Regions from separate parts of the Homo sapiens genome. Here region 1 is linked to region 2. A link is a contact called in ENCODE Hi-C data. All regions are on one chromosome and are shown on one strand. Each heading gives the region's core, a stretch centred on a gene start or an enhancer-like site at or near the end of the contact. The rest is flanking DNA. Distances are from core to core; before and after follow the strand shown.

Region 1 (3,142 bases), core at 205-2,704, 360 kb before region 2:
CCACATACTTTTAAATGACCAGATCTCAAAATAACTCACTGTTATGAAGATAGCACCAAGATGAGGCATCCACCTCCATCACCCAAACACCTCCCATCAGGCCCCACCACCAGCACTGGGGATTGCAATTCAGCATGAGATTGGGGTGGGGACAAATATCCAAACTATATTAGGGTCATACCTGTGGGCTCCAGATATAGCCCCATTCCAAACCCAGTCTCATTGTTGCTCTATGGGAGCTCAGGGGCCAGGCCTGTGGTGGTTCCTATTTTCAGCTCAGGTGGTAGGAGCTGAGGGAAGTTGCTTATTCCTTGGTAAGGCTCAGCATGTGCCAAAGCAGCGGGACCAGTGAGTACCAGAGACTCCCAATGCCAGAGGTATCTTCACCATCTCACCTCTCCACTCTCTTTCAGTTTGGTTTAACCACCTGCATACTCTTTTTTTTTTTAGACAGAGTCTCACTCTGTCACCCAGGCTGGAGTGCCATGGCATGAACTTGGCTCACTGCAACCTCCGCCTCCTGGGTTCAAGCAATTCTGCCTCAGCCTCCTGAGTAGCTGGGATTATAGGCGTGTACCACCATCCCTGGCTAATTATTTTTTATTTTTAGTAGAGATGGGCTTTCATCATGTTGGCCAGGCTGGTCTGGAACACTTGGCCTCAGGTGATCCACCCACCTTAGCCTCCCGAAGTGCTGGGATTACAGGCGTGAGCCACCTCACCTGACCAACCACCTGCATACTTTTGTAGCCAGTCTTGCACTCGGCGTTTGGGATCTGGAGATGCATTAGGGAAGGCAGGGAGCTTAAAGCAGCAGGCGGTCAAGATCATGGGATTCAATCACCCTTGAAACTAATTATCCCTTCCTCATGCCACAAGTCCCTCGTGGGACACTGCACCCTGGACCATGGAGAATCAGAGGCCCCAAAGGAGTCAGCTCCACCCGTGGGCTCCATGGCAGTGGCAGCTTTAGCCAAGCATTAATCCTGCTGACATGTCCCTCAAAGCCAGGGAGCCTTCTCTTCAAAGAGGGAAAGGAATCTTTTGGGTGGCTCCAGTCACCCTGTTCACATGGGCTCCTGCCCTGGTCTCTTCGACCCAGTCATCTGTTTAATTTAAAGTCACTCCCACTGTCCACCGGACCTGGGTTCCATAGGAACCCTGAAGGAGGGCAGCTCTGCTCACATTCCCTCTGCAGGTGTGACTAGAGGTCAGCTCTGCTCAGCAGTCATGAAGCCATGTGTGCTTTTGGCAGTACCACCTTTGCCTCCACTTTTGCTGGCTTCTGGATGTGGGGGCTGTTCCCAGGGAGGGTGAGGAGCTCTCCCAGCCCCTAAGACAGCTGTGGGCAGCAGTCAGGGCGGCTGTGCTGTTGCCTTCCCTCTGGGCTGATGCGGCTGGCCACCTTTCACGCAGAGTTACGTAAGCTCGAGTCAATTGGGGCTCAGAGCAGTTCATTGTGGGCTATTTTTAAGCTGCAACACATCACAGCAGAGGGGTCACTGCACTGCCGGCTTGCAGGGAAGATTGTTTAAACATCTGTTATTTAAATTTCCCTGTGCCTTAGAGCTCAGAAGCCATATCCTGCTAGTACTAGTGGGTTCTGCCTTCCACATTTCAGAATAGGAGTGGATTATCTCCCCTAACCCTGCCTAAGGTTCCCCTAAGGCTGGGGTTCTCTGATACTTCCTGTCTTCCTCTGGGGTCAGACAGGGGGGCCATGGAGCAGGAGGTGCCAGCTCCTTTAATCATAGTCCTGCCTCTGTGGAATGGGTGTATCCTGGCCAGGAGAAATGTCAGGGAAGCAGGAGGTCTAGGTCTAGGGTTCACAGGTCACTTGGATAGCTCCAGGGAGGAAGGTAAGGAGAGGAAGGTAAGGAGTGTGGGCCATAGAGCTAGGAGACCAAGAGTGCATTCCTTCCTCCTTGGGGGGCCTCAGCTTCCCATCAGCACCAAGAGAGGGTTGAATCAAGATACCTTTGAGTCTGTTCAGAAGCCTGCCTTTGCTTGAGCTGTGCTCAAGAGGGAGGGGAATGCCCTCCCTCTGCAGATCTAAATGCTACCCATCTGTCACCTCTGGGGTAGAAGGGCTGATGTATGAACCCCTGGACAGTGGCTGGGGTGCGAACCCGTGGGGAAACATGCCTCCCTTTTTGCTCCATTATCAAGTGAAGGGCTGCACTGGGAGTCCTTTAAGGCTCTTTCTGATCCTAGCTTTTGGAGATGTCCAGACCCTTCCCAATGCAGTAGAAGGCAGGCAGACCGGACGGGTGCAAGGCCAGGGGCTTGACAAAGCTAGCTGCCTCCTGAGAACACAAGGGAGCCGAAAATAGGTCTGTATTGAAGCAGGTGTGGGAGCCAGCTGTAGAGCTCCTAATAGGGTGTGGCGCTGTGCCTCTCCCCTTGACGCCCTTCTTGCCACCTCTCTACTATCCTCAAGACCTCCTAAGTGGGAGGGTTCCAGCCTGATCCACAGGGGAGAAGGGTTTCTCACAGTGATTTGACCCTTGACCCTCTCTGCAGAGGTTGGGGCCTTCCTAGCAAGCCTGCCTAGAGGGGTGAGGTGAAGTGTGAGGAGAAGGTCATGCAGGACTTGCCCTCACAGGGACGCCATCTGGCCTCATCCACAGACTAAGCTCCTCCCAGCTCCTCCTTGCCACCTCCCTCCCACCCCACAGCCCTCAGCCTGGGGAATGGGCTCAGTCTGGGGGAGGGGCTCTCCAGGTTGCCATGGCAACACGTTGGCCCTCCTCACTTCCCAGATTCAGAAATAGAATTGGACGCCCTTCTTCCTGGTGAGACACTATTTAAAAACATGTTGGGGGAGGGGCCGAGGGGCGCTATCCCTAGGGGCTGGGAAGAAGGGACCCAGCCTGAAAGCCTCTTTATTTGCCCTGCTGCTCCTCTCCCCAGCTGGATGAGATGAGCAGGCTTTGGCCAGCTAAGAATTCTGAATACGAAGGATTCAGTCTGGCCCATACTCAGCACCACCAGGTTCCTGGAAGGGCCTCCTCTCAGGCTTGAGCTACCTGATAAGCTATCAGGAGGAGGAGCAGGTCCATGCAGGACCCAGCTTGGGTGTAGGGCTTGCTGCTGCAGAACCCACAATGGAGTCATTTTAGCTCCCCTCCAGCAGGGTCTG
Region 2 (3,122 bases), core at 363-2,862:
GACCAGGGAACTGCCAAATTTGAACATTTTGGTCACTCCTCAGTCTCTGGGACACTCCCTCCAGCTGCTTTACTGATGCCCTCTGCACACAATAGACCATCAAACACTGACTTTGATAAAGATACAGCACCTGTAGGCACTAAACACCATCAGCCTGGGCAACACGGCAAAACGTCGTCTTTACAAAAAAGAAAAATTAGCTGGGCGTGGTGGTCCCAGCTACTCAGGAGGCTGAGGTGGGAAGCCTGCTTGAGCCTGGGGAAGTCAAGGCTGCAGTGAGCTATGATTGCGCCACCGCACCTTGGCCTGGGTGACAGAGCAAGACCTGTCTCAAAAAAACAAAGACGGCCGGGCGCAGTGGCTCACGCCTGTAATCCCAGCACTTTGGGAGGCTGAGGCGGGTGGATCACGAGGTCAGGAGATCGAGACCATCCTGGCTAACACGGTGAAACCCCGTCTCTACTAAAAATACAAAAAAAATAAGCCAGGTGTGGTGGCGGGTGCCTGTAGTCCCAGCTACTTGGGAGGCTGAGGCAGGAAAATGGCGTGAACCCAGGAGGCGGAGCTTGCAGTGAGCCGAGATCGCGCCACTGCACTCCAGCCTGGGCAAAGAGCGAGACTCTGTCTCAAAAAACAACAACAACAAAAACAAACAAAAAAACAAAACAAAAAAAAACACCATGAAACTCAAGCAAAGTCTCTCACCCCAAGCCAGTACCATTCCACACCTGAAGAAAGAGCAAATGGCTGGAGGAGCTTCTATTACTTAGTTCTCATAAAAGCAGGTTTCCACCCATAGTCTGAGTCAGTTATGCATAGCTGAAAAACAAAACTGAAGAATTAGGCTCTCTCTAGGGCCAAATAATTATAATTGGCTTATGAAACCAAGAAAACACAAGCTGTATCATTCAGGGCCCACAAGATGATGTCTTATCCATGCAGGAGTTGCAGGACTTAGAAATGGCAAGCAAAGACTCTAGACAGATGTACGAGCACTTTCACAGCTGATGATGGCCAGTAAAGAGGGATCCTAAGAATAACATAATCGAGAAACTGATTTGGTGAGCATTCCTTCTCACTACAAATCTTTTGGAGGGAACTTTGGGCCTTGGTGGTGGCACCTTCCATCAATACCTCTGGACATGTCAGCCCTTAAGGTGTGGGCTGGGCCCTTCCCCGTGTCCCCCAACAGATCCATTTCAAAGTGATACAGACTGCTGCCCCGTGACATCCCAATGCTGGACCTGCAGAGGCCTGCGTTGGCAAAGTCCCTGCTTTCCTTCAGACCTGGTCATCAATTCCCGACCTTTCAGCTCCCTCATCCCTAGTCAGGCTGCAGAGCTGGGCCAACCTGCAGCCATCTATGGCTGGGTACCATAGACAACACCCTGGAGGCACTCCCACATGAGGCAGTCAAGGCCTCCTCATTGCAAGCTGACTGTGTGTCCTCTGCTCAGGGAAGCAGGAGATGGACCCTCTGATGGAGTATCAGCCTTGGTGCTGACTCACACTCAGGGTTATCCTGTGTCTGTGCCATGGACTAAGACAATGAGATAAATCTGCTCTGTGGCCTTCTGCTAATGAGGAACATGGGCAGTCACATGGCTGTGCTGCAGGGAGATGGCACAGACCAACAGGAAGAGCCTCTAGCTTAAGGTCAGAGGGCCAGGCCTTTGTCCCCACCTGAGGTAAAAAATCATGAGGGAAGTTAAGTACATGCGGCCTTAGCAGAGTCACACCCACAAGGGATCATCATTGGTCCTGCTGTTAGACATGCAAACCTCAAAGCAGAACCTGGCCCCTGCCACAAACACCAACGCCACAGGATCAATACTGAACACACTGTTCAGCCCAGTCAATGCCCTTCTGGTCTGAGCTACAAAGCATTTTATCTCATGTTCACTGTTCTCATCTAAAAGCAAAAATTAGTCTTTTTCCCCAAAAAAGTAAAGGGCAGCTTAACATAGTTAGAGCCACTAATAAAATCCTCAGAATCAGTCCTTCAATCTGGAGCCCTGACATCATCTATTTTACTTTGTCATGTTCTCTTTCAGTCTTTGTCAGTGATTTTTTTAAACATAGAAGCCTATATTTTCACTAAGTATTTGAGTTGATGAATCTGGGCAAATGCCATTCTGACAGCCCACCCCCAAGGATGCCTTCCATCGCCAACCCGCATTTCCCGGTGTGCTTTGTTCACAAGGGGTCCATTCAGAAATGCGGAACACCCACTCAAGGCAGGAAGAAACTGCAGCTCATCTCACACAGGCGGGGCTGCCACAAAGCTCTCAAGCATCCAAAGAAATGCTCCTTTCATGAACTCCCCTTCCTAGCCAAAGAGAGTGCCCATTGTTCTCAGGGGAACAATTGGGGGCCCGTGCCAGCAGCTGAGAGCACAGTCCCAGGAAGGGCTGCTCCCAGCCTGCCAACATCTTGGGCTGAGGGAAGGTCCACATTGTCTGCAGGCAAGAAGGCTAAAGGGAAGCAGGGATGAAAAGCCATCCTTGCAGGCTCTACCAAAATGAGACATCTGAGGGGCAGCCTGGGCATTTCATGAAATGTAAAGATGTCTCTCCCTGACCACCTTCGAGGAGAGGTTAGAACATCTCCTGGCATATAATCACATTTCTCAGCCAGTCCCACACTCAAGTCAGAGGAGAGGTGCCTGCAGGGATCCAGCACCAAACCCAAGGGAGACAAGGGTGGCTCATACTGTTGCCAGCCCAGGACAGGCCAGGATCCACTGAGTGAAGGCCAGGTTGGCTTCTGTGGGACCCATCCCCACAGACCCTGATAAGGAGAAAGGGTCCTCTCAGCTCCAAAAGTAGCTGTGAGAGCCAAGGACAGTCAAGAGCTGGGCTGAGCTTTGTATACAGGCATCCAGTCTGATTCAAGGGAGCAAACATCAAGACTATCTGCTTTAGGGTTTCCTAAGGCCACAAGAGAGGAGACAGGGGCCCCATGGCACAGGTCTCTCAAAAAAGCTATGCTGGCCATGAGGACCTTGAGGGAGCCCATAGCCCCTTCTCACACGTCTGGTCAAAGCAGTCCATGTGTGAGTTAAGCTGGGGTCAATAACAGAATATCAATTCTCAAGGCAGAACTGGAGAACAGCATTGGTT

Evidence for each region. A loop is a pair of places that touch in the nucleus more often than their neighbours do.
Region 1: a loop to region 2 is called in a map of right cardiac atrium, with 4 times the contacts of the local background. The contact joins two enhancer-like sites. A Hi-C loop is called at or near these places in 1 of 168 maps with a recorded cell type or tissue (right cardiac atrium) and 1 of 37 single-sample maps with no recorded cell type.

The regions. Positions count from the first base shown.
Region 1 is chr3:49,880,668-49,883,809 of GRCh38, reverse strand. No RefSeq gene overlaps it. Among named protein-coding and RNA genes, the nearest start is that of CAMKV, 12 kb to the right of the region's middle. Within about 2 kb of position 1,454, at least 2 of the 41 ENCODE cell types and tissues checked have a DNase peak (open chromatin) inside an H3K27ac peak, as active enhancers do.
Region 2 is chr3:49,518,689-49,521,810 of GRCh38, reverse strand. All of the region lies in intron 2 of DAG1 (dystroglycan 1), which reads right to left. Among named protein-coding and RNA genes, the nearest start is that of BSN-DT, 34 kb to the left of the region's middle. Within about 2 kb of position 1,612, at least 4 of the 41 ENCODE cell types and tissues checked have a DNase peak (open chromatin) inside an H3K27ac peak, as active enhancers do.